2 separate regions of the Homo sapiens genome follow, and region 1 is linked to region 2. A link is a loop called in an ENCODE intact Hi-C map of the cell type or tissue named here. Cell type or tissue: PC-3. All regions are shown on one strand. Links, peaks and the distances in the headings refer to the core of each region. The heading gives the core; the rest is flanking DNA.

Region 1 (16,692 bases), core at 7,526-10,025, 52 kb after region 2:
CAAATAAGCCTACATATAATACTACATATTTAAAAGACCACAGAGCAACTCTTTGTGAGAGAGAGGAACTAGGATTACTCTTCTGGCTTCTAGAAAGTGATTCTACAACTTAAAAAAAAAAAAACTTTTAAGTTCTGGGGTACATGTGCAGAACATGCAGGTTTGTTACATAGGTATACACGTGCCATGGTGGTTTGTGGTATCCATCAACCCATCATCTAGGTATTTCTCCTAATGCTATCCCTCCCCTAACCCCCCACCCCCGACAGGCCCCAGTGTGTGATGTGTCCATGTGTTCTCACTGTTCAGTTCCCACTTAGGAGTGAGAACATGCAGTGTTTGGTTTTCTGTTCTTGTGTTAGTTTGCTGAGAATGATGGTTTCCAACTTCACCCATGTCCCTGCAAAGGACATGAACTCATCTTTTTACTTATTTATTTATTTAGAGATGGAGTCTTGCTCTGTTGCCCAGGCTGGAGTGCAGTGGCACAATCTTGGCTCACTGCAAGCTCCGCCTTCTGGGTTCACACCATTCTCCTGCCTCAGCCTCCTGAGTAGCTGGGACTACAGGCACCTGCCACCACGCCCAGCTAATTTTTTTGTATTTTTTAGTAGAGACGGGGTTTCACCATGGTAGCCAGGATGGTCTCGATCTCCTGACCTTGTGATCTGCCTGCCTCAGCTTCCCAAAGTGCTGGGATTACAGGCGTGAGCCACCACACCTGGCTGAACTCATCCTTTTTTATGGCTGCATAGTATTCCATGGTGTATATGTACCACATTTTCTTTATGCAGTCTATCACTGATGGGCATTTGGGTTGGTTCCAAGTCTTTGCTATTGTGAATAGTGCCACAATAAACATACACATGCGTGTGTCTTTATAGTAGAATGATTTATAATCCTTTGGGTATATACTCAGTAATGGGATTGCTGGGTCAAATGGTATTTTTAGTTCTAGATTCTTGAGGAATCGCCACACTGTCTTCCACAATGGTTGAACTAATTTACACTCCCACCAACAAACAGTGTAAAAGCATTCCTATTTCTTCACATCCTCTCCAGCATCTGTTGTTTACTGACTTTTTAATGATCGCCATTCTAATTGGCGTGAGATGGTATCTCATTGTGGTTTTGATTTGTATTTCTCTAATGACCAGTGATGAGCTTTTTTTCACATGTTTGCTGGCTGCATCAGTGTCTTCTTTTGAGAAGTGTCTGTTCATAACATTTGCCCACTTTTTGATGAGGTTTGTTTTTTTGTTTAAGTTCTTCGTAGATTCTGGATATTAGCCCCTTGTCAGATGGATAGATTGCAAAAATTTTCTCCCATTCTGTAGGTTGCCTGTTCACTTGCATGACAGTTTCTTTTGCTTTGCAGAAGCTCTGTAGTTTAATTAGATCCCATTTGTCAATTTTGGCTTTTGTTGCCATTGCTTTTGGTGTTTCAGTCATGAAGTCTTTGCTCATGCCTCTGTCTAGAATAGTATTGCCTAGGTTTTCTTCTACGGTTTTTATGGTTTTAGGTCTTATGTTTAAGTCTTTCATCCATCTTGAGTTAATTTTTGTATAAGGTGTAAGGAAGGGGTCCAGTTTCAGTTTTCTGCATATGGTTAGCCAGTTTTCCCAGCACCATTTATGAAACAGGGAATCCTTTCCCTGTTGCTTGTTTCTGTCAGGTTTGTCAAAGATCAGATGATTGTAGATGTGTGGTGTTATTTCTGAAGGCTCTGATCTGTTCATTGATATATATATATATATATCTTTTTTGGTACCAGTACCATGCCATGTGGTTACTGCAGCCTTGTAGTATAGTTTGAAGTCAGATAGTGTGATGCCGCCAACTTTGTTCTTTTTGCTTAGGATTGTCTTGGCTATGCAGGCTCTTTTTTGGTTCCATATAAAATTTAAAGTCGTTTTTTCTAATTCTGTGAAGAAAGTCAATGGTAGCTTGATGGAGATAGCATTGAATCTATAAATTACTTTGGGCAGTATGGCCATTTTCATGATACTGATTCTTCCTATCCATGAGCATGGAATGTTTTTCCATTTGTTTGTGTCTTTTCTTATTTCCTTGAGCAGTGATTTGTAGTTCTCCTTGAAGAGGTCATTCACATCTCTTGTAAGTTGTATTCCTAGGTATTTAATTATCTTTGTAGCAGTTGTGAATGGGAGTTCACTCATGATTTGGCTCTCTGTTATTGGTGTATACAAATGGTTGTGATTTTTGCACATTGATTTTGTATCCTGAGACTTTGCTGGAGTTGCTTATCAGCTTAAGGAGATTTTAGGCTGAGATGGGGTTTTCTAAATATACAATCATGTCATCTGCAAACAGAGACAGTTCTTCCTCTTTTCCTGTCTGAATACCCTTTATTTCTTTCTCTTGCCTGATTGCCCTGGCCACAACTTCCAACACTATGTTGAATAGGAGTGGCGAGAGAGGGCATCCTTGTCTTGTGCCGGTTTTTAAAGGGAATGCTTCCAGTTTTTGCCCATTCAGTATGATATTGGCTGTGGGTTTGTCATAAATAGCTCTTATTTTTAGATACATTTCATCAATACCTAGTTTATTGAGAGTTTTTAGCATGAAGGGTATTGAATTTTGTCAAAGGCCTTTTCTGCATCTATTGAGATAATCATGTGGTTTTTGTTTTGGTTCTGTTTATGTGATGGATTATGTTTATTGATTTGCTTATGCTGAACCAGCCTTGCATCCCAGGGATGAAGCCAACTTGATTGTGGTGGATAAGCTTTTTGATGTGCTGCTGGATTCAGTTTGCCAGTATTTTATTGAGGATTTTCACATCGATGTTCATCAGGGATATTGGCCTGAAATTTTCTTTTTTTGTTGTTGTGTGTCTGCCAGGTTTTGGTATCAGGATGATGCTGGCCTCATAAAATGAGTTAAGGAGGATTCCCTCTTTTTCTATTATTTGGAATAGTTTCAGAAGGAATGGTATCAGCTCCTCTTTGTACCTCTGGTAGAATTCGGCTGTGAATCTGTCTGATCCTGGACGTTTTTTGGTCGGTAGACTATTACTGCCTTCATTTCAGAACTTGTTATTGGTCTATTCAGGGATTCACCTTCTTCCTGGTTTAGACTTGGGAGGGTGTATGTGTCCAGGAATTCAGCCATTTCTTCTAGATTTTCTAGTTTATTTGCATAGAGGTATTTATAGTATTCTCTGATGGTAGTTTGTATTTCTGTGGGATCAGTGGCAGTATCCCCTTTGTCATTTCTCATTGCGTCTATTTGATTCGTCTCTCTTTTCTTTATTAGTCTAGCTAGCAGTCTATGTATTTTGTTGATCTTTTCCAAAAAAATAGCTCCTGGATTCCTTGATTTTTTTGAAGGGCTTTTTGTGTCTCTATCTCCTTCAGTTCTGCTCTGATCTTAGTTATTTCTTGTCTTCTGCTAGCTTTTGAATTTGTTTGCTCTTGTTTCTCTGGTTCTTTTAATTGTGATGTTAGAGTGTCGATTTTAGATCTTTCCTGCTTTCTCTTGTGGGCATTTAGTGCTATAAATTTTCCTCTACACACTGCTTTCAATGTGTCCCAGAGATTTTGGTACGTTGTGTCTTTGTTCTCATTGGTTTCAAAGACCTTATTTCTGCCTTCATTTCGTTACCCAGTAGTCATTCAGGAGCAGGTTGTTCAGTTTCCATGTAGTTATGCAGTTTTGAGTGAGTTTCTTAATCCTGATTTCTAATTTGATTGCATGGTGGTCTGAGAGACTGTTTGTTATGATTTCCATTCTTGTGCATTTGCTGAGGAGTGTTTTACTTCCAATTATGTGGTCAGTTTTAGAATAAGTGTGATGTGCTGAGAAGAATGTGTATTCTGTTAATTTGGGGTGGAGAGTTCAGTAGATGTTATTAGGTCCGTTTGGTCCAGAGCTGAGTTCAAGTACTGAATATCCTTGTTAATTTTTTGTCTCGTTGATCTAATATTGACAGTGGGGTGTTAAAGTCTCCCACTATTATTATGTGGGAGTCTAAGTCACTTTGTAAGTCTCTAAGAACTTCCTTTATGAATCTGGGTGCTCCTGTATTGGGTGCATATATATTTAGGATAGTTAGCTCTTCTTGTTGCATTGATTCCTTTACCATTATGTAATACCCATCTTTGTCTCTTTTGATCTTTGTTGGTTTAAAGTCTGTTTTATCAGAGACTAGGATTGCAACTCCTGCTTTTTTTTGCTTTCCATTTGCTTGGTAAATATTTCTCCATCCCTTTATTTTGAGCCTGTGTCTTTGTACTTGAGATGGGTCTCCTGAATACAGCACACTGATGGGTCTTGACTCTTTATCCAATTTGCCAGTCTGTGTCTTTTTTTTTTTTTTTTTTGAGACAGAGTCTTGCTCTGTTGCCCAGGATGGAGTCTAGTGGCACGATCTTGGCTCACCACAACCTCCGCCTCCCGGGTTCAAGCGATTCTCCTGCCTCAGCCTCCTGAGTAGCTGGGATTACAGGCCTGCACTACCATGCCTGGCTAATTACTGTATTTTTAGTAGAGACGGAGTTTCACCATGTTGGTCAGGCTGGTCTCAAACTCCTGACCTCGTGATCCACCCTCCTCGGCCTCTCAAAGTGCTGGGATTATAGGTGTGAGCCACCATGCATGGCCAGTCTGTGTCTTTTAATTGGGGCATTTAGCCCATTTACACTTAAGGTTAATATTGTTGTGTGTGAATTTGATCCTGTCATTATGATGCTAGCTGGTTATTTTGCCCATTAGTTGATGCAGTTTCTTCATAGTGTTGATGGTCTTTACAATTTGGCATGTTTCTGCAGTGGCTGGTACTGGTTGTTCCTTTCCATGTTTAGTGCTTCCTTCAGGAGCTCTTGTAAGGCAGGCCTGGTGGTGACAAAATCTCTCAGCATTTGCTTGTCTGCAAAAGGATTTTATTTCTCCTTCTCTTATGAAGCTTAGTTTGGCTGGATATGAAATTCTGGGTTGGAAATTCTTTTCTTTAAGAATGTTGAATATTGGCCCCCTCTCTCTTCTGGCTTGCAGGGTTTCTGCAGAGAGATCCACTGTTAGTCTGATGGGCTTCCCTTCGTGGGTAACCCGAACTTTCTCTCTGGCTGCCCTTAACATTTTTTCCTTCATTTCAACCTTGGTGAATCTGACAATTATGTGTCTTGGGGTTGCTCTTCTCGAGGAGTATCTTTGTGGTGTTTTCTGTTATTTCCTGAATTAGAATGTTGGCCTGTCTTGCCAGGTTGGGAAGTTCTCCTGGATAATATCCTGAAGAGTGTTTTCCAACTTGGTTCTGTTCTCCTCATCACTTTCAGGTACATCAATCAAACGTAGATTTTGTCTTTTCACATAGTCCCATATTTCTTGGAGGCTTTGTTCGTTCCTTTTCATTCCTTTTTCACTAATCTTGTCTGCTCGCTTTATTTCATTAAGTAAGTTGATCTTCAGTCGCTGACATCCTTTATTCCACTTGATCGATTCAGCTGTTGATACTTGTGTATGCTTCACAAAGTTCTTGTGCTGTGTTTTTCAGCTCCATCAGATCATTTATGTTCTTCTTTATACTGGTTATTCCAGTTAGCAATTCGTCTAACCTTTTTTCAAGGTTCTTAGCTTCCTTGCATTAGGTTAGAACATGCTTCTTCAGCTTGGAGGAGTTTGTTATTACCCACCTTCTGAAGCCTACTTCTGTCAATTTGTCAAACTCATTCTGCATCCAGTTTTGTTCCCTTGCTGGCGAGGAGTTGTGATCCTTTGGAGGAGAAGAGACATTCTGTTTTTTGGAATTTTCACTTGTTTTGCGCTGGTTTCTCCCCATCTTTGTGGATTTATCTACCTTTGGTCTTTGATGTCGGTGACCTCCGGATGGGATCTCTGAGTGGACGTCCTTTTTGTTGATGTTGATGCTAGTTCTTTCTGTTTGCTAGTTTTCCTTCTAACAGACCTCTCTGCTGCAGGTCTGCTAGAGTTTCCTAGAGGTCCACTCCAGACCCTGTTTGCCTGGGTATTACCCAGGCTGCAGGACAGCAAAGATTCCTGCCTGTTCCTTCTTCTGGAAGCTTCGTCCCAGAGGGGCACTCACCAGATGCCAGCCAGAGCTCTCCCATATGAGGTGTCTGTCAGCTCCTACTGGGAGGTGTCTACCAATCAGGAGACACTGGGGTCAGGAACTCACTTGAGGAGGCAGTTTGACCCTTAGCAGAGCTCGAATGCTGTGCTGTGAGATCCACTGCTCTTTTCAGAGCCATCAGGCAGGGACGTTTAAGTCTGCTGAAGCTGCGCTCACAGCTGCCCCTTCACCTGGGGGAAGGTGACATCTGTCCCAGGGAGATGGTGGTTTTATCTCTAAGCCCCTGACTGGGGATGCTTTTTTTTTTTTTTTTTTTTTTTTTTTTCAGAGATGCCCTGCCCAGAGAGGAGGAATATAGAGAGGCAGTCTGGCCACAGCGGCCTTGCTGAGCTGCAGTATGCTCTGCCCAGTTCGATCTTCCAGGTGGCTTTGTTTACACTTTGAGGGTAAAACTGCCTACTCAAGCCTCAGGAATGGCAGACACCTCTTCCCCCACCAAGCTCGAGCATCCCAGGCTGAGTTCAGACTGCTGTGCTGGCAGCAAGAATTTCAAGCTGGTGAATCTTAGGTTGCTGGGCACTGTGGGGATGGGATCCACCGAGCCAGACCACTTGGCTCCCTGGCTTCAGCCCCCTTTCCAGGGGAGTGAATGGTTCTGTCTTACTGGCATTCCAGGAACCACTGGGGTATGAAAAAAAACTCTTGCAGCTAGCTTGGTGTCTGCCCAAACAGCCGCCCAGTTTTGTGCTTGAAACCCAGGGCCCTGGTGGTGTAGGCACCGGAAGGAATCTCCTGGTCTGCAGGTTGTGAAGACCGTGGGAAAAGTGCAGTACCTGGGCCGGAGTGCACTGTTCCTCACAGTACAGTCCCTAATGGCTTTCCTTGGCTAGGAGAGGGAGTTCCCTGACCCCTTGTGCTTCCTGGGTAAGGCAACGCCCCACCCTGCTTCGGCTCGCCCTTGTGGGCTGCACCCACTGTCCAACCAGTCCCAGTGAGATGAACCAGGTACCTCAGTTGGAAATGCAGAAATCACCCACCTTCTGCATCCATCTCTCTGGGAGCTGTAGACCGGAGCTGTTTCTATTCGGCCATCTTGCCAGCAATTGATTCTAGAACTTTTTACTCCTCTTCTCGTTAGCTCAAACTACTGGAAGAAACTGGTTAGATATGGAATATGTTTCCACTGGCTGAAAAAAATGGTAGTAGCTATAAGTGGCTTACCTAAAACTCAGCAGGACTACTTTATGACATCACCGTTTGCAGGTATGCTGCCTGGACCCACTTAGGAATCACTCTTTCTCCTTCCTAGGACCTCCCCTAAAATTTGCAGGCCCTGAAGCAATAGATAGGTCAAGATATTTCGGTGTTATAAATCAAGCTTAAAAGCTACTAAATTTTATGCACAACATGCAAGTCCACCTTGAATTTTCACACTTCTCAGAATTCCATGCCCAAAGATGGCAGCCAGGGGAGAACCAGCCTGCAGCACATTGCCTTCCTTCTCTTCCACCCGCTCCTTCAGTATTCTGAAGGGCTTCACAGGAACACTTGTGTATTCTTCAGCCTACATGCCTAAGTAAGTAAGTTTTTCCACAGCCTTGCAAATAGCTGCCCCTTGGACACCTTTTCAACCAGGGTAGGTTTGGGCAAAAGATAGATAGGCCTTGTGAAAGCCCTGGAAGCTGAGCAGTTTAGGCAGGAAAATCAGGGTTTCAGGTACCTTGAACGTGGTCGAGAAGAGAATGAAGTGAGTTCCAGGTAGGCATAACCCACTGGCCCAGCAGACTTTTTGCCCCCTGGGAAAGAACACAACTACAGGAGGGCCTCTAAAATGAGGCACCCGAGGGCAGTGCTGGGCCTGTCTTTTCTCCTAAAGTCAACTGGGTCACTTTTTAAAAGATAATTCTGTTGTCCCTAATATGTTATTTTTTCAATGCAAATATAATTATCACTGAATACTATTTCATGACTCCTAGAGTATTCACTGCTAGGAACTGGTGTTTAGTATTAACAGATTCATCACAAAATGTTGTGTGTTAGGAAGAAGGGAAAAGGGCTGATATTTTAATAAAACCTTGTAAATATGTTCTGTGAGTTACTAGTTGCACAGCACATTTTGTAACTATAGGATCATCCCAGGAGTCTCAACAAGAGAAAGACAAAGAGTTTTTGTTCTGTTTGCTTTAAGTGCTGTTTGTTAGTGAGATTGGATCAAGATGGCAAACAGAAGTATCTGCTCTCCCTCTCAACTCTAAATTCCATAAAGTGCTGTAATTAATAAAACAGAAGAAAAATAAGAAATCTGCTATAGCACTGAAAGATGAGAGGGCTAGCAATGGAATAGAAATTTGGAAGAATGCCAGAAACATCAAAAGCAGGTAGGATCAGTTATAGGCAAACAAAATGATAGGGAATCATAATTCAAAACAGGCAAGACTACTATAAAAGGAGGCATGGGTTGGAACCCAGAGTCAACAGATGCAAAAAGCAGGAGGGTTCCCTGGGGTACTGGACAGGGTGACTCATTAGGGAGCTGATTGATTCAGAATAGCTACGCAAGTTCCCTTCCCCAACCACAAGCTGAGTGGTGGACAAAAGCAGTGTCTCTGGCCAGCCTATAACAACTGAGTGATGCCACCGAAGCTGGGAAAGCAGGGCAGTGCCCCCAGACACTTGCTGACCCGCAAGAGGAGAACAGAAGCCCATACCCTAGTTCCCCCTTATCCATGGTTTTGCTTTCCACAGTTTGTTACCCATGGTCAACACAGTCTTAATATATTACATGGAAAGTTCCAGAAATAATTCATGAGTTTTACATTGCAGGTAGATTCTGAGTACTGGGATGAAATCTTGTACCATCTGCTCTGTCCTTCCCAGGATGTGAATCATCCCTTTGTCCAGTGTATCCACACTGTCTACGCTGCCTGCCTGTTAGTCAATCAGTAGCTGTCCTCGTTAATCAGATCAACTGTCACAGTATCTCAGTGTTTGCATTCAAGCAACTCCTATTTAACTTAATAATGACCTCAAAATGCCAGTAGTGATTCTGGCAATTCCGATGTGCCAAAAAACTGTAAATTGCTTCCTTTAAGTGAAAATGTAAAAGTTCTTGACAATAATTATTTTAATTGTATGCTGAGGTTGCTAAGATCTAAAATATGGCTTAGATCTAAGGTATGAACAAATCTTCCATCCGTGAAATTGTGAAGAAGGAAAGATAAATTCGTGTTAGTTTTGCTGTGCACCTTAAACTTCGGAAGTTACCCCAGAGTGCAGGTAGGCACTTAGTTAAGGTGTAAAGAGCATTAAACTTGTGGATGGCAGACGTGAATGGAAACGTGTTCCAACTGACAGCCACTGGGTTTGGTACTATTCATGGTTTCAGGTATCCACTGGGGGTCTTGGAATATACTCCCTGCAGATAAGGAGGACTACTGTACCCAGAGCCAAAATACTGGCATATCCTCAACATAGCACAGCCCACTACTCTCATCACAGGCTATGATAACAGATACGGCATCCATAAAAAGAGGCTCTCAAATACAAAAATGAGCAACTAAATAACTTAAAATTATAACTGTGAATCACTAAAATATTTGAAGAAAGTCAGTAACACGAAAGGCCCTGAACAAACCGTTTTAAAAAGTCAAAATAACAGCATATTAAAGAAGACATCAAATAAGTGTATTTAACATCCCAAGAGTATAGAGTATGGTATCATAGCCATAAAATAAGTATAGGTTATTATAAAAGAACCAATCCAATCTTAGATATTGCAATTATGGTTGTTAAAGTTGTTTTAAAAGCTAAATAGAGGGATACAGCTGAAGAGTAAAGCTGTCAGAATAATCACAAGGTGTCTCTCATTCAACCAAAAAGTACTAACAGAGAAAGTATCAAGGAAAGCTCAATGATACAGGGATATGTCCCAAAATTCCAGTATCTAAATAGGAGATAAAAGATGGGACATAGGGAGAAAAATATAGACTAGAATAGCTTTCTTTGGTTTGAAAAGGCACAAGTTTAGGACTATAAAACGATCTTTCCCTTTTAAATAAGAATCATTGACCAAAAGTGTCAGAATATCTCAACAGGAGTGATTGTAGGTGTATTTTTACCATAGTGCACTAAAATGTACATTTTTAAATGCAAGGCTTGCCGAAAAGAAAGTTTTCAAATCCCCTTCTAAATAACTCAGGGCAAAAGGAAATTTAAAAATTAAATAATTTAGTAATTAATACAGAATTAGGGCTCCGTGGAGAAATTACTAATATCTGGTCTTGGCAAGAAATAAAAGGAAGAGTTTGGAGCATCTTGTCATACTGGAAAGCTAGGAAGCTATCAAAGATTCCTGAGGGCCAAACACAGTGGCTCATGTCTAATCCCTGTGCTTTGGGAGGCCAAGGCAGGAGGACTGCTTGAGCTCAGGAGTTTGAAACCAACCTGAGCAATATATTAGGTTGGTGCAAAAGTAACTGTGGAAACTGCAACCTAAAAGCAAGACCCCTGTCTATACAAAAAATCAAAAAAACAAAAACAAAAAACACAAAAAACCAGCAGGTGCAGTAGCATGTATCCGTAGTCCTAGCTACTCATGAGGCCGCGGTAGGAGGATCACTTGAGCCAAGGAGTTTGAAACCAGCCTAAGCAACATACCAAGACCCCATCTCTTAAAAAAAAAAAAAAAAATCCTGAGGTAATATCGGTAGGACTTAGAAGTTAATTGCAAGAGGCTCCCACTGGCCGAAGATGAGACAACTTGAGTATTAAAAAAAAAAAAGACCAGGCGGCCATGGTGGCTCACACCTGTAATCTCAGCACTTTGGGAGGCTGAGGCGGGCAGATCACCTGAGGTTGGGAATTGGAGACCAGCCTGGCCAACATGGTGAAACCCTGTCTCTACTAAAAATACAAAAATTAGCCTGGCATGGTGGTAGGTGCCTGTAATCCCAGCTACTTGGGAGACTGAGGCACGAGAATCGCTTGAACCTGGGAGGTCGAGGCTGCAGCGAGCTGAGCTCATGCCACTGCACTCCAGCCTGGGTGAGAGAGCAAGACTCTATCTCAAAAAAAAAAAAAAAAAAAAAAAAAAATCCAAAGGTTTAAAACATATCAAATATGTTTAATTCTTTGACACTTCTCAAAGAAATTCTCATTGTTCATCTCTGGAAGATGCTGGGGAAATATTTTGAAAACAAAAAAATCAAGCATTTATCCTGTTTTTCCCCTCTGTGTAACCAAATAATTGTTACGTTTCTCTTTATAAAAGTATCTCAGCTAATATGTAAGATATAATAGAATACCACCATTTTGCAACTCCTGATGAAATAATGGTTGAAGGTAATTATCAAAGGCTGCTAGTTACCAAAAGAGACATTATTCTGTGCCTTCTTTTGGATGTACACGTAACACACCCACAAAGTATTCTTTTTTTTTTTTTGAGACAGAGTCTCGCTCTGTCGCCCAGGCTGGAGTGCAGTGGCGCAATCTCGGCTCACTGCAAGCTCCGCCTCCCAGGTTCACACCATTCTCCTGCCTCAGCCTCCCCAGTAGCTGGGATTACAGGCACCTACCACCATGCCAGGCTAATTTTTGTATTAGCCTGGCATGGTGGTAGGCTAATTTTGTATTAGGACTACAGGCGCCCGCCACCACACCCAGCTAATTTTTTGTATTTTTTAGTAGAGACAGGGTTTCACCGTGTTAGCCAGGATGGTCTCAATCTCCTGATCTCGTGACCCACCCGCCTCGGCCTCCCAAACTGCTGGGATTACAGGCATGAGCCACCGCACCCGGCCTCCACAAAGTATTCTTACCAAAAAAAAAAAAAAAAATTGATCATAAATGCTGTCAAGCCTCTAGAACATAACTACCAATTTATAGAAAATTCAGGGAAATAGAAACAGCTAAACACCACCACAAGGATGCAATCACCAAAATTGAGAATGTAGGAAACTACAGGACAAACAGGCTGAAGTCTTATGTGCAAGTAAAAAAGAGGAGGAGAGGGAAACCAAAGACTAAAAAGAGATTTAGGAGTGAAATCAATCATATTCCATGTATGGACTTCACTTGGATACTGATTCAAACTGTGTGAGTGTGTGTGTGAGAGAGAGAGAAGGAAAGAGAGACTGACAGACACAGTTGGGGAAATGGTAGTGTTAGATTTAAGAGAGAGATCAACTATATTCCATGTATGGACTTTACTTGGATACTGATTCAAACTGTGCATGTATATGTGTATGTCTGTGTGTGTGTGTGTGTGTGTGCATGCATGCGCGAGAGAGAGAGAAGGAAAGAGACTGACAGAGTTGGGGAAATGGTGGTGTTATGTATTTTTTTCAAAAGTCCTTAACACTTAGAGGTATATAAGGAAATATTTCTGGGTGATCTGATATCTGGGGTTTGTTTCAGAATAATTCAGTAAGGGTGGAAGAGACATGGATGAAGTATAATTGAAACAGGATTAGCTATGAGTTGATCATTTTTGAAGCTGCGTGATGAGTAAAAATTGTAAATATTACAGTATTCTGTTTACTTTGTATACATTTGAATTTTTCCAAAAGTTAAGTCAATACAGCATATACCTTTGTTAATAAATTTGAAAACCTTGACAATATAGAAGAAAAACTAAGGAAAATATAAATTGGTGAAGTTGATCTAAGAAGTAAAAACTTAAATAGACCAGTAAACCAAAAAGAAGTTGAAAAGGTTACCAAAGATTACTCCCTTGAAATACGTAAGCTTTTTTTTTTGAGACAGGGTCTCATTCTGTCACCCAGGCTGGAATACAGTGTCACGATTTCAACTCACTGCAACCTCTATCTCTAGGGCTCAACTGATTCTCCCATCTCAGCCTCAGTAGCTGGGACCACAGGTACATGCCACCTCTCCTGGCTAATGCTTGTGCTTTTTTGTAGAGACAGGATTTCGCCATGTTGCCCAGGCTGGTCTCGAACTGGTGGGCTCAAGTGATCTGCCTGCCTTGGCCTCCCAAAGTGCTGAGAATACAGGCACGAGCGACCACGCCTGGCTGAAAGACATAAGCTTTAAAGGCACAATTTCTAGAGCTTTAGTAACAGCTATTCTAGAAACTAGAAAACGATGGAAAATGCAGTGGACACCAAACCAGACATGGACAGTACAAAGTCAAAACAAAAGAATAAGCCAATCTCAGGAATGAACAAAAATGCAAAAATTGAACACGTGTGGATTAAGATATCACAGCCAAGTAGGCTTAATCCTAGAAATTTTTAAATGTTTCACTATGAGAAAATGTACTAATATTGCTAATCATATGTAAAAATTAGAAAAATCTCAGTGGAGGCAAAAAAGTATATGATAAAATTTAATACCTATTCTTGATTTTAAAAGAAAAAAGAAACACCAGAATAAATTAGGAATAGTGAAAACTCTTAAGTCAATAAAGTGTATCTATCAGCCCGGTGCAGTGGCTTATGCCTGTAATCCCAGCACCTTTGGAGGCTGAAATAGGCAGATCACCTGAGCTCGGGAGTTCAAGACCAGCCTGACCAACATGGAGAAACTCCATCTCTACTAAAAGTACAAAATTACCCGGGCGTGGTGGTGCATGCCTGTAATCCCAGCTACTCAGGAGGCTGAGGCAGGAGAATCGCTTGAACCTGGGAGGCAGAGGTTGCGGCGAGCCAAGATCGTGTCATTGCACTCCAGCCTAGGCAACAAGAGCGAAACTCTGTCTCAAAAAAAAAAAAAAAAAAAAAAATCGTATCTATCAGAAACCTACAGCAAGCATCACACTTAAGGGTGAGATGTTAGAATCATTCTCACTAATGCTAGAGAAATGCGAGGATGCTTGCTATCACACTCCTCCTGTTTAACATGGTGGTAGATGTCCAAGCATCTGCATTAAGATAAGAAAATAAAATGTAAATATTGAAAAGACACAAAACCACCTTTGCAGATAAAATTTTTAACCATGAGAGGACAAGATAATCAGCCAACTGAAAAATATTGCAAGAGTTCATTAAGATGACTGAGTATAAGATTAGCATATCCAAATTGCCTGTTACATTAGTTAGAAAATGTAATGGGCAATAACTCTGTTCATAATAGGAATGAAAATATTTAAACCTAAGCATACTACCAATAAAAGGAGTTTGTAAAACCTAATACTTAAGAATATAAAATTTTGCTGAAGGATATTAAAAAATCTGAAAAATGGACAGACCTGAGATGGAAAGATCCCATATTACCAAATATCAGTATACATCCTAAAGCAAATTATAAATTTCCAAGGAAAATTCCAACAGAATTTTTAACTAGAACTTGAAAAAATGTTGATTGTATAACTCATGGAAGAGAAATGATAGAAAAATAAGCAATATAATTTTGAAAATGAACACAGAAGGCGAACTTGCTCTCCCAAATGCTACTTCATACTGCAACTGGCCTTCCCTCCATATTTGCAGGTTCTATATCCACGGATTCAACTAACCAACTTGAAAATATTGGGAAAAAACTATTAAAAATAACAATACCCAATAAAAATAATGCAAATAAAAACCCAATATAGCTATTTATGTGCATTTACATTGTATTAGGTACAAGTAATCTAGAGATGATTTAAAGTACATGGGAGTATGAGCGTAGGTTATATGGAAATACTAAAACATTTTATTTGGGGAATTGAGCATCCTTGAATTTTGGTATCTGTGAGGGATCCTGGAAATCAGGAGTAGATATACTGATTTCAAATAGAGAATACTCCAGAGCAAGGAAAGTTATCAGGGATAAAAAGGGGCATTATATAATGATAAAGGGGTCAATACTCCAGGAAGACAGAACAATTCTTACATATGCTCCCAACAAGACAGCATCAAAATATGTGAGGCAAAAACTGATTGAACTACAAGGAGTTCACTAGTATGGTTAGAGGCTTCAACACCCCTCTATCAGAAAAGGACAGATCCAGCAGGCAGAAGATCAATCAGTAAGGACATAGTTGAACTCAGTAACACCATCAATCAACTGGATGTAATGGATGTCTATTTACTACTACTTAAAACAACAGCAGAATGCACATTCTTATCAAGCTTACATGAAACATTCACAAAGACCACATTCTGGGCCATAAAAACACACTTTAAAACATTTAAAAGAATAAACATATAATATCTATTCTCAGGCCTCAAAGGAATTAAACTAGAAATCAATAATAAAGATAGCTCGAAACCTTAAAATACTTGGAGATTGAACAACACACTTCTAAATAACACATGAGTCAAAGAAGAAATCTCAACAGAAAATTTAAAATATTTTGAAATATATGAAAATGAGGGCAGGCGCAGTGGCTCATGCCTGTAATCCCAACACTTTGGGAGGCTGAGGCAGGCAGATCACTTGAGATCAGGAGTTTGAGACCAGCCTGGCCAACATGGTGAAACCCCATCTCCACTAAAAATTAAAAAATGAGATGGGCTTGGTGGTGCAGGCCTATAATCCCAGCTACTCAGGGGGCTGAGGCAAGAGAATCGCTTGAGCCCAGGGGGCAGAGGTTGCAGTGAGCTGAGATTACGCCACTGCACTCCAGCCTGGGTGATAGAGCAAGACTCTGTCTCAAAAAAACAAAACGTATATATATGAAAATGAAAATACAACTCATTAAAAATTTATGGGATGCAGTGAAAGCAGTGCTTGCAGAGAAATTTATTACATTGAATGTATATATAAGAAAAGAAGAAAAATCTAAAATCAGTAATCTAAGCTCTCACCTTATAAATAAATCCAACATAAGCAGCAGAAAAAAGAAATGGAACAGAAATCAGTGACATTGAAAACAGAAAATCAATAGAGAAAACCAACAAAACCAAAAGCTAGTTCTTTGAAAAGATCAATAAAATTGATAAGCCTCTAGCCAGGGCCAAGAAAAAAAGAAGATACAAATTACTGATACCAGAAATGAAAAAGGGCCATCACTATAGATCCCACGGGCATGAAAATGGTAACAAAGAAATACTATGAACAGCTCTATGCCCACAAAATGTGAAACACAAAACTGGCCTAGCACGGTGGCTCACGTCTATGATGCCAGCACTTTGGGAGACAGAGGTGGGTGGATCACGAGGTCAGGAGATCGAGATCATCCTGGTCAACATGGTGAAACCCCACCTCTACTAAAAATACAAAAATTAGCTGGGCATGGTGGCGTGTACCTGTAGTCCCAGCTACTCAGGAGGCTGAGGCAGGAGAATGGCTTGAACCCAGGAGGTGGAGGTTGCAGTGAGCCAAGATCACGCCACTGCACTCCAGCCTGGGCGACAGAACGAGATTCCGTCTCAAAAAAACAAACAAACAAACAAACTATAAAACTCCTAGAAGATAACAAAGGCGAAAAACCTTTGATAAGGAGATAACCTGGAGTATGACAATAATATTTTAGATACAACACTAAATATATGATCCATGAAAGAAATAATTGATAAGCCAATTTCATTAAAATTTAAAACTTCTGCCTCTGGGAAAACAATGTGAAGTTAATGAAAAGATAAGCCATAGACTGGGAGAAAATATTTGCAAAAGACATCTGATAAAAGGCTGTTATCCAAAAAAATACAAGGAACTTTAAAAACTCAACAATAAAAAAAAAAAAAAAACAGAC
Region 2 (16,692 bases), core at 4,736-7,235:
ATGATCAGTTTTATACTTATGTTTAAGATGTGAGCCATCATAATATATTATACATTTTGATAGATTACCAAGCCCACTGTTTTTACTGCAGCGTGTATAAACATTTAGACATAATTTTAAGGTTCAATGAATGTGACTATCCTAAAAAACACAGACTTTTAATTAAATACTTATTTCTTTAGTTCCTATATAACTAGGAACTTGCCTTCTTTTCAGTAGACTGTTAAAAGAAGGGCTTTCAGCTCAACATAAACTGTATTAGTCACTTAATATCATACACTGAAAAATTATTTTGAAAAGATACTTGGGATTGGGGACATTTATGATAAAATTTAACCAGAAGATGGCAGTGATGATCCTCCTATACTCCCTGCAACGGTAATCAAAAAGTTTTACAAATGTCATAGCATGAAATGTGCACGTTCAGCTGTTGTTATATAATGTTAAAAGTTGAGGATCTAGGGGAAAGCACTTGCTGTTTATTTTATATACTATGAAAAATGTGTATTTTTCTATAAGAAGGGATTAAGAATATTTTGGGTGTCTGTATCTTTGTCTGTACACTTCAGTTTTTTCTGAATACTGGGGTAAGGAAGTTCCCATAAGTCTTGCCTTGTTTATTTGCATGCATCACTTTATGTTATGCATAATGTCTAGAAGGCATGCTGTTTTATTGCCTGTTTGCATTTTTCACCCAAATTGCTGGAAACTAATGAACATTTTAAAGGAGCCATTCCTTTAGCTGCAGTCATTTCTCTAAATTGATATCTTTTTTTGGGGGGGAGGCAGTGAAATCATTTTAAACATTACTTTTTGAAAGAAAAAATTATTAGACAAAAGTTAATATTTTAAAATAAATCTTGAGAAACTAGAGATTAAATAACTTAATGAAACATATTTCAGAGTTGAATTTTGGCAGCAATTGTAAATAATATTTATAATCTGGTGATATTAAAAGTGAAAAGTTACAAGGGGGAGAAGGAATGCTCTCCTTTGAAAATTAGTGGCCACATTTGGTGATGGATGAGATGAAGATGCATCCTTCCATAATCTTGCCTTTTTAAAAAAATTATAAAGCTCAAATGCATTTTGCCAGAAAAATTGCATGAATCTTCAGCATGCATTGTTAACTTTTTGTCTTTTCCCCTTTCTTTCTGCTGTTCATTTTCATTCATATATTTTTGATTTTTGGTTTGCCATTGTTTTTTTCTTTTTTGTTAATTACTTCATTAAATTATTTTTGAAACGTCATAAGCTGAGCAACCTCTCCGTGTAGTAACAGCGGATACCTGTCTATTTCACTATTTAGTCCCTCCTCCTATGTCTCCATCCTCCAAATCTGTGAGCACTCCAAGTGAAGCTGGAAGCCAAGACTCTGGAGATGGCGCCGTGGGATCTAGGTACAGTAATTTTCCTTTTAATGTTTTAATGATAGAATGCATTCAGTGCCCAAATACTGTTGATACTTTAAAGGGACTCTAAATAGTTGTGTCGAGTTAGTCCTAACATTTTAAAATCTAAAATGGCATAGAAATTCTCTGTTGGACACTGGGAGAAAAAAAAGGTTTCTTTGTTTTTTTTTAATAATATTTTAACTGTCACATTTAATTAACTTAGTACTAAATAGTCAACCGGTTTTATGCTAATTATTTTATATTAAAAATAGAGATATTAATGCTTTTAGATTTTTCTGTTTAAACTTTTTGTTGGTTATTACGTGAATGTTTTGGGTGTAAATAGTGTAAAACCTCTCTCTTGTGCTTGATTCCCCATTCAGTAATTGAAAATGTAAACAATTCTGTTAAACAGTTCAATTCTGTTCTATTAAGTCATTAGTTCTGCTAATTAAGATAGAGAATAATAATGCATAAAATGTCAAGAGTAAGGAATAACTGCTAAGGACAACATTGAGAATGTTTACTGTCAAGCATTCCTGAACTTGCATCTTCCTTGTAAAATTACATTTCGTGTTTGTTTTAGGATCCTGCATACATGTTGGGACTTGCTTTTCAAAAGTTCAGTAAGATTTCAGCTTTCTTTCAAAGATCATATTGGGAAAAGTATTACTACTTATTCCTCTTTGTCTCTCTCACACACACACACACACACACACACAAAATAGTGAGTATTAAATGTACTTTTTGACTTCTGAAATGAAATTAAACATAGGTAGTCAAAATCCACAGCTGATTAAGAATGCTTATTTTGGGCCAGGAAGTTGCATGTCCTCACCAAGAAAATCTCTTAACACACCTTTTAATAAGACATAAGCTGTTAGAAGTTTTAAGCTTTTTATGCCTGAGTCCCTCTAGTTGAAGTTACAAACCAGTAATAAATATCTAAAAGACAGGGCAAGAAAAAAAAAGCAAGGTGGCTGGATGATCTGTAAACTCAATACTTCAATCAGCTCTTGAATAATCAGGTTATCATTAACAATTAAAAGGCACATAAAGCTTGCCAGCTTGAATTTGAGAAGTGCTTTCCAAATAGAACCAAAATCACAAATCTAAGCTATACTATCTTTGGAGGAAAATGACATAACTCTTTCATTTAAGGAAAATCAAAATTTTCTTTTTAGAAATAATGTTATTACCTTATAAAATAGTATGCATTACAGAATAAAGACAATTTGTCTAGTGTAAATTCATTTTTATAGGGTTAAAATTTTTTTTCATATTTTGTGCTTCTATATTTTTATACAAATATGTCATTATTCCTTTATTTTTTATTTTTTTTGCAGACAGGGTCTCTGTCACCCAGACTGGAGGGCAGTGGCGCAATCTTGGCTCACTGCAACCTCTGCCTCCTGGGCTCAAACGATCCTCCCACATCAGCCTCCCGAGTAGCTGGGACTGCAGGCACGCACCATCATGCCTGGCTAATTTTTGTATTTTTTATAGAGACAGGGTTTTGCCATATTGCCCAGGCTGGACTCGAATTCCCAGACTCAAGTGATCCACCCACCTTGGCCTCCGAACGTGCTGGGATTATAGGCATGAGCCACTGCACCCAGCCACTATTCCTTTAGACAATTAATAATCAACTGGCATTTTTAAGTGAAAGCGTTTTTTTTTCCCTTCTACAACATTACCATAGTAAAAATGTTTCCCAAGATTAAAAATTACTATATTTATTAAATGTCTTTATTTGATATTATACATTATTTTTATGTAGATACTATACTGTGTACATTATGACTCATCGTTCCTGATTTTGAATAGTAGATTATTTTAATTCAGTGTCAGCAAGTTTGCTTTCAAAAGTACTTTGACACTTAAGTTTTTTAAATTAATGTGAATTAAAACATGTCCCCATGAGTTTTATGGACAACCCAGAGATTATTAGAGACCTTTTAGAATATTGTAAATTAATACAGGGAGTAATAATGGTAAGAAAAATATTTATTCATGTATAGAACAAATATTAAGTTACCAACTTTATTAAAATACTATGGTTTACCACAGAAGATAAAACATTCATGGTCCTTGCTTTCATAGAATTTACATTGTAGTGATTACATCATTAATTTAAAGATACTGTTGACTTTATTGGAAAGCCCTAAGGGTAGTGTGCTATGTTTAGTGTGAAGCATAGTTTTTTTAATGATAAATTGTAAAACACAAAAACAAATAGTTAATATTTTTTAAAGTATTTGTTCTTGTTAGATAATGAATACAAAATTGGTTTCTTGTGAGTTTAACGGAGAGAAAAATCCTCTTTTTGAGTGAGGTGACCTTACATCTTTCTTTTTTTCTTTGAGATGGCATTTCCTTCTTGTTGCCCAGGCTGGAGTGCAGTGGCACGATCTTGGCTCACTGCAACCTCCACCTCCCACGTTCAAGCGATTCTCCTGCCTCAGCCTCCCAAGTAACTGGGATTACAAGCATGCACAACCGCGCCCAGCTAATTTTGTATTTTTAGTAAAGACAGGGTTTCACCATGTTGGCCAGGCTGGTCTCGAACTCCTGACCTCAGGTGATCCACCCACCTCAGCCTCCCAAAGTGCTGGGGTAGCAGGCTTGAGCCACCGCACCCAGCCACATCTTTTTAACCTTAATATGTACGTTGTCTCCTTTGAGAGCACAGACTCACTTGGAAACATTAATTTTCAAGAGGGCTGAGTATATTCATTTTTATGTATATATACACACACACACACACACACACACACACACACACACACACACAGAGTAATAGAAAATGATGAATTCTACTAAATCATATCCAGCTTTCATAGAGGTAATTAATATTGTGATGGTGATATTGGCAGTGAAATAATGCATTTCTAAATATGTGACATTTAAAAAGAGTGCCCAGGTCTCAGAATGAAACCTAATGAACTCATATTGAGCAAACACGATGTTAATGTAAGAATAAAGACAATTAGAAGAAATATAATAGGAAAATACATGAAGACATGTGAGATGTGTGCATGCACCTGTACGTGCAACTTCAGTTGGCTAAGATGGTCTAAGATTAATACACTCAGGGAGTAGGAATAGATAAGACATTATAAAATATGCTGTCTAAACATGTTTGAATCACTCTAAGTGCCAAGAATTTCTTTTGGGACTGGTGGTAATTTATGAATAAATATAAAAGGTCGTGAGAAATAATCTCTCTCTAACTTTGCAGATTAGGAAGCTGCATTACATTTGTTATCTCAAAAATTTAGGAACAATTATTCAGTGGGGTAATCCAGGCCTCTTGTTCCTTTTTTCCTTTTTTTTTTTTTTCTTTTTTGAGTCAGAGTCTTGCTCTGTTGTCCGGGCTGGGGTGCAATGGCGTGATCTCGGCTCACTTCAATCTCTGCCTCCTGGGTTCAAGCAACTCTCCTGCCTCAGTCTCCCCAGTAGCTGGGATTGCAGGTGTGTGTCACCATACCCAGCTACTTTTTTTTTTTTTAATGCTTTTAAGTTCTAGGGTACATGTGCACAATGTGCAGGTTTGTTACATATGTATACTTGTGCCATGTTGGTGTGCTGCACTCATTAACTCATCATTTACATTAGGTATGTCTCCTAATGCTATCCCTCCCCCCTCCCCTCACCCCACGACAGGCCCCGGTATGTGATGTTCTCCTTCCTATGTCCAAGTGTTCTCATTGTTCAATTCCCACCTGTGAGTGAGAACATGCGGTGTTTGGTTTTTTGTCCTTGTGATAGTTTGCTGAGAATGATGGTTTCCAGCTACTTTTTGATTTTTAGTAGAGATGGGGTTTCATCGCGTTGGCCAGGCTGGTCTCGAACTCCTGACCTCAAGTGATCTGCCCACCTCGGCCTCCCAAAGTGCCAGGATGACCGGTGTGAGCCACCGTGCCTGGCCCATTTTTCCATTTTTGATCAGTTTACTTCTCAAGCTTTGTACTTGGAATTGTACTCTATGTGCCTGAAGATGCCCCTAATAAATGTAATAATGTACAGGTATGTCCAGTGCATTTTCAGTACTGGCTGTATTTTGAGGTACAGTGTTACTTGATTTTAGACTAAAATGACATCCTCAACAAGGAATTTTATGTCATTGATAACAGAGCTCTTACATAATGTAAATGACAGAACATTCCTTGGAGACCATCTCATAGAACTTTTGATTTAACAAAGCCTAAGCTTGTTGCTATTCATTGCTTAGTACAAAGTAGATCTTCACTGTGGCTGCTTCTTACATTGCATACACATAACCTTGTTTAAATTCCAAGATCTTTCTTTATATTTTTTAAATGAAGGATTTCTCTAGATTAATTCATTACTATTTTTCTTGATAAATTATATAGGCAGGTAGAGAAACCATTTGTTGTATTAAAACATTGTAGCAACTAAAACTAGTTATAAATTATAATGTCTTACATAAGTGAAAAATATATTTGACAAAAATGGTAATACTAAATGTATTGTGCTTAACTTTATTTAGTGGGGACTATGAGCATTATACAGTACCATACATAATTATCTTATATATTGCTAACCTATATAAATGCCAGTATGATAAAGCACCTTTTGTTCTATTAGTAACTAAGTTTGGCTTAAGTGGAAAAGATCCTCTGTAAGTTACTTAGCCAGCAGGCGATGCTAAAACTTATAACTCAATATTTAGGATTGACATTTGAACATAAAATATTTTTCCAGGGAAAAATCTATTTTTTTCCTAGAGACAGAAATCTTTAGTTGTTTTCTTTAAGCAGATGATACGTAAGCCCAAGGCGGTGCTTAACCCATAAATTACAGAAGGGTCACATTTTGGAAACTTTAGCTATTTTGTATCCCAGTGGGATAGTCTTTGGTTTTATTACCAAAAGGCTTATGTGTTGACTCATTTCCTTTACCAGTATGACAATTTCCTGCACACATGTAATGCTTTGGGGAAGATTAGAATATGTTAACCAAGATGTTTTAATGTGTTTGTTTTCATTAGGAATCTTAAAATTTCAACCATTTTATAGCCTAGCTTGTTATCCATAAATAATTAACTTGGGTTGTCTGACTTTAGTTGTTCTAAAGCAGATCTATTATTATACAATATTAGTTTCCCATAATCTGCAAATAATGTCTTTTAACTATTCTGGGTTGTATGCTTGCATCTTTAACCATAGGAAGCCTATTGCATGCACTAGATGATTGAGTGACCTGGTGGATTTCTTGTTTTGTTTTCGATTTTTTTTTTTTAATACTAACCAGAACATGTGTTTTTTAATTGTGAATAGTACTTTAGCTTTAGCTATTCATAGAATGTATTTGCTTGACTAACTTATGGCCTTTTTTGCTAATGCTTCATGGTTGTCCTACAACCATTTAGGACGCTGCATTGGGATACAGATCCATCAGTTCTTCAGCTTCACTCAGATTCCGATTTGGGGTATTGAATAGATTTTTTACCTTCCCTGTTTTATAATGAATTTGATTCTTTGTGAAACTGTCCTAATTTTATTTTGCTTAAGTTTATAATATTGTATCACGTAGTAAGGACAAGAGTTATATTTTACTGTGACACCTCATTTATCCAGTATCTTTAGTGAAAGAATATTCTGTGTGATGTTCTATGTACCCTGAGTCCATTTAAGTGTCCAAATGTTTAAAATTATTTCTATGTTTTTAATACAAGTTTTGTAGGATGTATTAAAAAACTTCTCAGACTTCTTCTAATATTCTACATGTAATTGAACCTTTTCAGGGTTACTTGATATGAATATTAATTTATTTTTCTGTATTAAAATTCACTGATGATTTCTAAGATTTTGAGAATAATGGAGATGCTGGTCCTTACACTGTTCATTCATTCATTACTATTTATTCATGAATCTAGAATAAAACTATTCATGAATCTAGAATAAATAAATGAGTGAATGAATGGATTAATAGATTATTCATAGAATGTATGGATGAATATTCTTAATATAATTGTCATTGAGCCCCTAGGTTAAATAAATAGGTTCTTTTCTTTCTTCCTTTTATTTTTGTTTTGTTTTTTGCTTTTTTTTTTGGCATATTTTCTTAGTGAAACGTTAGAAAACTAATGCTTTATAGTTTCTGTATGTCTCTTTTTTAGAGTTTTAAAACTTGTTCTTTTAGAAGTTAGTGTTGTAAGCTGTATGTATGGTTTTTTAATTTTGTTGACATAGAGATAAGATTATCCATCCATTCATTCATTCAGTTATTTATTCTAGATTCTAATGCAAATTATAAATGTTTGCTGCTGCCATTTTGCCTGACTCAGATAGCCCTTTTCCCCTGATAATTTACAGCTTCAAAAACATATGAATATACCTTTTGGAATTGTGTCTAAAGTAAGGTAAATAAGCCTTGATTTGAGGCATGTAAGAAAAATATATGAGTTTCTTGTACTTGAACTGGAAGCCCTCTGTAGTGGCCACACTGAGGCTTCCCCCTCCTGCCTCCCATTGCTTCCTTATTTTCAGTAAAAGTGGCTTTTGGATAAGTGAGGTATTACTTCCCTACCCACCTCCTCCTATAAAATCTTGGAATATTTCGTTTGTTTAGTATTATGGTTTTTTCTGTTAGACTCTGTATGCATTCAAGTTGGTAATTGATTCCTAATATTGTTGGCTTGACGATTTTTTTCCAGCTATGTGAGTGATTTACTTTTTATATAATTTGCATCTTAAAAATCAGAATATAAAGTTTCTTATTTCAAATTTTATTCTTAGACTTCTAGATTACTTCAGATTACTTAAATTGTCCACTTAATTCTTTGACTATACTTTTTTTTTCCCTTTCTTTTTTATTTCTAAACTAGAAAAGACATTAAAAAATTGTTATGGCCCACATTTTGGAACATTAATTTTTAAAATGTACTAATTTTATTATACTTTATAGTACTTTGTTATGCTTTATTAGATTGTATAGGACTTGGATTTAGTTACTAAATAGAACTGAAAAGAATATTTATATAAGAAAAAAGTTATATTACCAGCGATAGCCTGCTTTATATTCTGAAAGTTGCAGCAGTGTCTTTATTGTATATCCTTTTAAGGCAGCTTCATCACTGAGAACTTTTTTGGGAGTCTGGAAGCGTACTTTATTTGGTTTAGGATTTAAACATCTAATAAAACCAATAAAAGATCTCCCAGATAGCTAATAAAATATATTTTTCTTTTGGTTCATTTTCCTCAGCCACAGCTCTCTTCCATTGTCAAAAAAGAATGTATACCCTGTATTTCTAAACAGAAGTGACTTTAGTAGATTTATGGTATTCAAAAGATCTGTCACTTTAGTCTAAGTGTAGAATATCTGGACCTTAGTTTCTCCATAATGTGAATCAAGGACAGTATTGATCATGCAGAGATTAGAGATTTAAAAGTTTTAAATATTTCATTTTAAAGTCCAAATTGATAGTGTAATTCTCAATTTCTGCCAAATATAAGTAGAAAAAAAGCTTTCAACAGAAACCTGTTTTTCAGTCGTAAAGCTGAATTCTCCTAGTGGCACAATCAGCTAAATGTGGTCTGAGTGATATCTAGTCTGATTCTTAAAAAAAAGTCCAGAAAGAACCATATCCCAGCTGAAACCAGTTCTTACGACAACCTTATTCAGTGGTCCACTCTGAAGTTCCTATTCTCTTACTTCATTATTGCCCGCACATTTGTTCTAAAAAAATGAAATTACTTGCCTTTTTAAAATGAAAATAAAAACACTGAATGATTCAGAAATATCTTTTGCTTTTGCTACCTTCTCATTCTTTTGCTAAAATAAAGCCAATTTATTGTTAATCTAAAATTTCTTGAATAAAATGGATTGAAATTACAATGTTGGGTGCAAATGACTGTTTAATTCTTAATTTTTGAAAATAACATGGTTTGATGTAGTTAAAATTGTGTTGTTTGTATTTACTTAATTTAGACGAGGACCTATTAAACTTGGAATGGCTAAAATCACGCAAGTCGACTTTCCTCCTCGAGAAATTGTCACGTATACAAAGGAAACTCAGACTCCAGTTATGGCTCAACCCAAAGAAGGTGAATATCTATCCTTAGTATAATTGTCATTGAGCACCTATGTTAAATACATAGATTCTTTTTTTCTTCCTTTGATTTTTGTTTTGTTTCTTTTTTGCTTTTGTGTTTTGGCATGTTTTCTTAGGGAAACATGAGAAAACTAATGCTTTACAGTTTCTGTATTTATGTCTTCATTTTTTCGAGTTTTAAAACTTATTAGAAGTTAACGTTGTAAGCTGTATGTGTGGTTTCTTAATTTTGTTGACATAAATTTAAGTCTTTCAGCCCTTATTTTGTCATTAATGTATACTGCTTTTAGAAGCCAAAAAGCTTAAGAATTTTCTGTTTCTGTCATTGAGCATAATTCTTCCCCAAAAGAGAGTGGGTCCCATAGTAAACAAAGTCATGTAAATTATTTCTGAAAAGCATACTGTACCCTGATGTTATTCATACTAATGAACAAATCTAGACTTAATTCTTAAATTTTCTCTTTTATGATATAGGGGCTCTATTTTGTTGATTAGTTAGTAGCCTGTAATTTGTGTATAGTATGGGGACGTATGCACAGACCTATTGAATGTGGAGACCCTTTGGTTCTTAAACCAGAAAGCATTACAAATAGCTAACGATTCAAGCATAAAGTACTACGATCTCATTTTCCCAGTGAGGCTAATGAATTTATATCATACAAAAAAAAAAGATTTATGTGAGATCCCTAATACACTTCACAGTGTCTTTTCTGAAGCTTTTGGGGCCATATATATATTAGAATTCCAAGTTTTTCAGATTATGTAAAAGTAATAAAATATATGTATTATATGTTAACACTCTAGTAGTATTTTGGGCATTAATATTTTGGCAGCAAAACATATGAACATACTAAGTGAGATAAGTAATGATTATAAATAGCTTTACCTCTGACTTTACCATGTCAGAGTTTACCACCAAATGAGTTATGGATTTTAGAGCTGTTAACAATTTTGGAATAGAAATTTTATCAGATGTTTAAATTAATGTATTTTTAAATTTTTAATTAAATTACCATGTTTCTCCATTAAGGAAAAACAAAAGTTATATTCATTGCAGAAAGCCAGGAAATACAGGTAAGCAAAAGTGAGGAGAAATCCTTGAAATCCCTGTCTACTACCAAAGAAAATCTTTAAATTTTCATATTTGCCTAAACCTAAAAAAAAGTTAGGATTGTGGCCGGACGTGGTGGCTCACACCCGTACTAGCACTTTGGGAGACCAAGGCAGGTGGATTGCTTAAGATTAGGAGTTCAAGACCAGCCTGACCAACATGGTGAAACCTTGTCTCTACTAAAACTACAAAAATTAGCCGAGCGTGGTGGTGGGTGCCTGTAATCCCAACTACTCTGGAGGCTGAGGCAGAAGAATTGCTTGAACCCGGGAGGCAGAGGTTACAGTGAGCCAAAATTGCGCCACTGCACTCCAGCCTGAGCGACAGAGCAAGACTCCGTTTAAAAAAAAAAAAAGAAAATTAGGATTGTAACTATTTACAACCTTTTGACTTAATAGTAGATCATCACAGACACTTTTAACTACTCTCCTTTTGCTGCCCTCTGAGGATGGAAATGAAATAAATACATTAAACTTTTCCTTTCAGTCTTCTCAAAAGGAGGCAACATTATGATACACATATAATTACACTTTCAAAATTTTGAGGAAATTGGTATAACATTTTTGTTCAAGTATTTTCTTTTTTTTTTTTTTTTTTTGAGATGGAGTCTTGCTCTGACACCCAGGCTGGAGTGCAGTGGCGCCATCTTGGCTCAGTTCTCCCACCTCAGCTTCCTGAGTAGCTGGGATTACAGGCGCCTGCCACCACGCCCGGCTAATTTTTTGTATTTTTAGTAGAGATAGGGTTTCACCATGTTGGCCAGGCTGGTCTCGAACTCTTGACCTCAGGTGATCCACCCACCTCGGCCTCCCAAAGTGCTGGGATTACAGGTGTGAGCTACTGTGCCCGGCCATGTCCAAGTACTTTTTACTTGACCATGTAGATGTTCTGTATGTTCATTTTTTTCATTCCTGCTGTTCCATTGGTTGGTAAGATATCTTTTGTAGATGCAAGATCCTCATCCTAACAGAAGAAACACACTGATGGTAAACTTGCTTGAGACACAAGCAACTTTTTTTAAAAAGAAAGAAAGTATGGAGCTTTCAGTATGAGAATACTAATACTGCAGGATTCTGTAATTTCTAGAAAATATTATTTTGTTAACTAGTATATTAATTTGGTGAGTATTATTATGTCTGCCTTTTAGGAGCTACGTTAGTAGATATGTTAACTCAGAAAGTGACCAGAATAACCAAAACGAAGGCACAGTGACTCATTTAAAAAAATAAATTAGGCCTTTTTCTTCATCTGATAATTTGGAGATTGTATTTTTAGTTACACTACCATACTTACTGGTACAATGCATCTTGGATTTTTTCAAATATAAAGTATTCTGAAACTATTTTGAGTAATGCCTATTATATCTATAGTTATATCCAGTTTAAGTGAAGACTTTCTTTTTTTTTTTTTTTTTGACAGAGTCTCTCTTTGTTGCCCAGGCTGGAGTGCAGTGGTGCCATCGTAGCTCACTGCAACCTCCACCTCCCAGGTTCAAGTGATTCTCCTGCCTCAGCCTCCTGAGTAGCAGTGACTACAGGCGTGCGCCACCACTGCCAGCTAATCTTTGTATTTTTGGTAGACTTGGGGGTCTCGCCATGTTGGCCACGCTGGTCTCAAACTCCTAGCCTTAAGTGATCTGCCCGCCTTGGCCTCCCATAGTGCTGGGATTACAGGCATGAGCCACCACATCCAGCCAAGATTTTCATTTTTTTCAACTATTTTCATTTTTTAAAAATAGTTTTTTCTAATTACTATAGTGGTATATCATAGAGAATTTAGAAGTACAGAAAGGATATAGAGAGGAAATGTTTTTGATACTGCTGTGTACAACCCATTGTTAATATTTTGGTTCCAATGAATATGTCTCCAAACTTCTTTTTTTTTTCTTTGAGACAGAGTCTCGCTCTGTGGCCCAGGCTGGAGTGCAGTGGCACGATCTTGGCTCACTGCAAGCTCCATCTCCCGGGTTCACACCATTCTCCTGCCTCAGCCTCCCGAGTAGCTGGGACTACAGGCACCCGCCACCACGCCCGGCTAATTTTTTGTATTTTTAGTAGAGACGGGATTTCACCATGTTAGCCAGGATGGTCTCGATCTCCTGACCTCGTTATCCGCCCGCCTGTGCCTCCCAAAGTGCTGGGATTACAGGTGTGAGCCACTGCCCCGGCCGTCTCCAAACTTCTTATTTAAATTGATGACTAAAAATTATAACACCAAGAAGTGCCTACCACTTATCAGGCATAGTGTGAGACACTTTACATCATCTGTAATGCTGTCACCAAAACCCTGAAAGTTAGGTATTGGTTTTGTTTACACACAAAGAAGCTGAAACTGAAAGAGGTAGTTTATCGAGCATCACAGAGCTAGTAGCTATGATTGTAAACCAAATATGACTGATTCTACGATGTGCTTTCTCTTGCCACTGAAGTAGCAACTCATGTTTTTATGAGTTGTTTTATGAGTAACCTATAGTAAGTAGTTTAGTTAATATTGTCTAGCACTGATTCTACAAGCTTATTGAGTATTTGCTCTATGTAAAGGCACTAGATTATCCTTTCTTTGGATTTGTTGTCCTTTTAGTTACAGGTTGAGGTATATAAGTGAAGGAGAAGGGAAAAAAAAGCATCCTGATACCATGGAGCTATCCTTAACCCTTTGGAAATATTTATAAAAATGAGATATTTGGGCAGTATCCTTTGGGGGAAAAAATGAGATAATTTGTTTTCTATATCATTACAGTTATTTTCATGTCTGGAGCTCTTACATTAAGTTTCTTTTCCCAAAGTGTATAAGTTTTAGAAAGAAGGAAAGAGAAAAACCTTGAAATTAAGGTTTTATAATGGAAACACTGTGCGCTTAACTGTTCTTGTGCTTACCCATCACGTTAATACAGTGGTTCTCAAACTTTGCCTGGTTGGTTCCCATTTAAGAATTATGTAATGAATTCCAGAACTCACCATGAAACAAAATTGGTGAAATCACAGTTGGAGTGTAACAGACAGCAAATTAAACTTCTGTAGGCAGTAAAATCCATGCCTACAGAAATCCGTGACTTACCAAATTGAAGGTAAAAATTGGTCGTAGACTTAACTCTTACCTTTCTTTTGTATTCTTTTTTTAAATAAAAATGGCCAAGCCTATTCCTTTAAAAAAGCAGTTTTTATTCTGCCTTGTTTTTTCTTTTTCACTCTTCTGGCCACCTTCTTGCTTTCCAGTTTACTCTGTAAGTTGGTAGTACTGTTTCTGAACTGTGGTGCTTTGCTGTCTTAAAGCGCCTACTGTGAATGAAATTGACTAGCACCACGTGACTTCAGTCGATTTTCTTCTCAGCAGGTGAAAAGCTTCTCTTGGCAAGAATGTGGTGCCCACAGATACACTCCTGGAAAAGTTACTTTCTTTACCTTTTTAAAAGTTTTAACTCTTTTGAAAAAATGGCATTATTTTTTCTTATTCACTTCTTCTGTATGGATTTTTTTTTTTTTTTGGCTATTTTTTGAAAGATTATTAAAGGAAAAAGAAATCCTGAAGGTTACCTAATCTAATCAGCTTGTTTACTCTGAGGAAACTGAGGTTCAAGGAGATTACTTGGTGAGTCTAAGTCCACCGTCTGAGAGAATATCGGGCATACATCCAGAAACTGGCACTTGATTTCTAGTGAAGTACCATTTTTCTTATTCCATTCCACTTTCTTATCTGTGAAGGAGTTTATAATTACTGTTGGTATTGGCTTAGTAGCCAGATATGTTTTCTTCAATACCTGTTGATTAGCTTTATTGTGTGTAGAATATTAATATATGTGATTATCTTGTAATCACTTATTGCATGATCTTAACATTTGGAATTCACTCCCAGAAGACCAAATTTGTATGCCTTCTGGTTAATACATCTACCTTATCTAAAATGGATTTTTCTGTAATCCTAGCACTTTGGGAGGCCGAGGTGGGGCAGATCACCAGAGGTCAGAAGTTTGAGACCAGCTTGGCCAACATGGTGAAACCCCATCTGTACTGAAAATACAAAAATTAGCCAGGTGTGTTGTCACATACTTGTAATCCCAACTACTTGGGAGGCTGAGGCAGAATTGCTTGAACCCAGGAGGCAGAGGTTGCATTGAGCCACGATTGTGCCATTGCACTCAAGCCAGGGCGACAGAGTGAGACTATGTCTCAAATAAATTAATTAAATAAAATGGATTTTTAAAAGATTTTGGAATGAATAACACATTTAATAAATTAGTTTTAACCCTCAGAGGACCTATAAGAATATAAACAAAATTGAAAATTGAAGCATTTGTTCTTAATCTTGATTGAAAGACTAATCAGCATATCTGAAACCCTGGCCTCAGAAAAATATAATATTTGATGAAATCACAGATAACAAGACCTATGTAAGGGTGCTAATACTGCGAAAATAAAACCCAAATTTTATATAAAAAGGACTGTGACTGGTCAAGGTGGTGTGCACCTGTAGTCCCAGGTACTCAGGAGGCTGAGACAGGAGGATCACTAGAGCCCAGGAGTTTGAGGCCAGCCTAGGCACATAGCAAGACCCCATCTCTTAAAAAAAAAAAAAAAAAAAAAAAAAAGAACTACAGAGAGACAAATTTTGTGTTAAAGGAAGTGGTATAATTAAACTATTAGTCTTTTCTTATTTTCCCCCCAAGTTAGCATTACATCTGTATTGAAATCATTAATGATTAAAAAGTCAGCTGTGTATTTTTCCCTTGTTGAAGAGCCAAAGAAACCCAAGTGACCTTGCATCTTATTCTAGATGGTGTAAAAAAAGAAAGGGAATGGATTCCATTGATAGATTCATGAAACTTTGTCCCAATGAAGATTCTCTTTAATATGCATCTGATTTTAAAGAGTAAGGTATAAGAAGATGAAGTGATGGACAAATGGATTGAAATAGAGTGATTCAAAATGAAGCTGACCCAGAAAAGAAGGGATTTTTTGAAAATATTAAAGGAAAATCATTCCTATGTAATCTGTATTTTTAAACTAATGATTAAAGCATTTTCCTCTAATATTTTCATAGCTGTTTGTGAAGTTATTCATAAGTTGAATTTTTATAAGTCAAATCATATTTTTATATGCAGCAAATGTCCTGACTTTTAGAACTCAGTGTCAGCTTCCTTTATACCAGGAATAACCAGACTACCTTGTAAGTTAGGGATTTTTCATAGGATATTAAGTTATCTTAAAATGGGATGCACCAGTACAATAAAACTACATAGTAAATTGATAGACAACAAACATATTTCCTAAACAACAGTGCACTAATGATGGGATTTGTTTTTCACTTCATATTGAGATTTAATCATTAAAAGTGATAGATTCATAAGTAGCAATGTTTGTTCAGTAAGGATTTTCTAAGATACTGTATATTACCTTTTAAATGTCTTGTAATATTTTAAAATAATTCAGAGTATGCTTTGTGGCATACTCTTAGCTTATCTTAAATGTATCTTAAATGTAAAATGTATCTTAAATGTACTGTGAGGTACAGATGAGAAAACTTGCTCTGAAGTCTCCTTCCTTCAGTTTAACAAAAGCCACCCATTTCACAGATGATTTAACTTTGATTAACTTACTCCATTGTAAGAGATTATTCCAACAACTGGAATTTCATTCTTTCGTGTTACTTGTAGGTGCAGCTTAATTTACAAAACAGCTTTTCTTTCTGTCTCACCAAAATACATCACAATTTTGATGTTAACTCAAAGTAAAAATTCAGTGGTTCATTAAACCTAGTTTTAGCATTCATTGACAAGAGATTTGTCATTTTAAAAGTAACTGCTACTTTTATGCACTCTTTACTGCTCAGTTTATAACCTTAGATTCCTTGTCAGAGAAAGCGTGGAGTTAACCACTTTAGCATATTGTAATGAATATTCATCAATAAATTGATGTGACATGGCAGCCCCATTTTTCAGTCTTCCTGCTCTGTTACAGTCTTTTCCAGTTTTAAATATAGCTTATCATGTAATAAGGACTAGCTTAGAAAATCTTCAGAACTGTAATTTTATATTTTTGGCCACGTTAATAGTCCTTTGGTAGCTATCATATTAGCTTATAACAAGAAAAGCATATTTGTTTCAGAAGAAC

What was found. Hi-C counts contacts between places; a loop is a spot of excess contacts. Peaks named below come from ENCODE experiments on the same cell type or tissue, not always from the same donor. Only the 100,000 strongest peaks of a DNase experiment are listed, where the experiment ranks them.
Region 1: it touches region 2 in a loop (2.3-fold over the local background); 1 of 110 quality-filtered maps calls a loop at or near these places.

Annotation. Positions count from the first base shown.
Region 1 is chr2:171,754,840-171,771,531 of GRCh38, forward strand. No RefSeq gene overlaps it. Among named protein-coding and RNA genes, the nearest start is that of DYNC1I2, 76 kb to the left of the region's middle. RefSeq lists a silencer at 12,146-12,346. In PC-3, for the core only: no CTCF peak of the experiment used is centred there; a DNase peak (open chromatin) is centred at 8,972; H3K4me3 peaks cover 348 bases; H3K27ac peaks cover 2,161 bases.
Region 2 is chr2:171,705,978-171,722,669 of GRCh38, forward strand. It overlaps DYNC1I2 (dynein cytoplasmic 1 intermediate chain 2), which reads left to right. Exons shown (of 18, transcript NM_001378.3): 4 at 570-587; 5 at 1,310-1,400; 6 at 6,790-6,849; 7 at 9,351-9,466. Among named protein-coding and RNA genes, the nearest start is that of DYNC1I2, 27 kb to the left of the region's middle. In PC-3, for the core only: no CTCF peak of the experiment used is centred there; a DNase peak (open chromatin) is centred at 6,274; H3K27ac peaks cover 1,777 bases.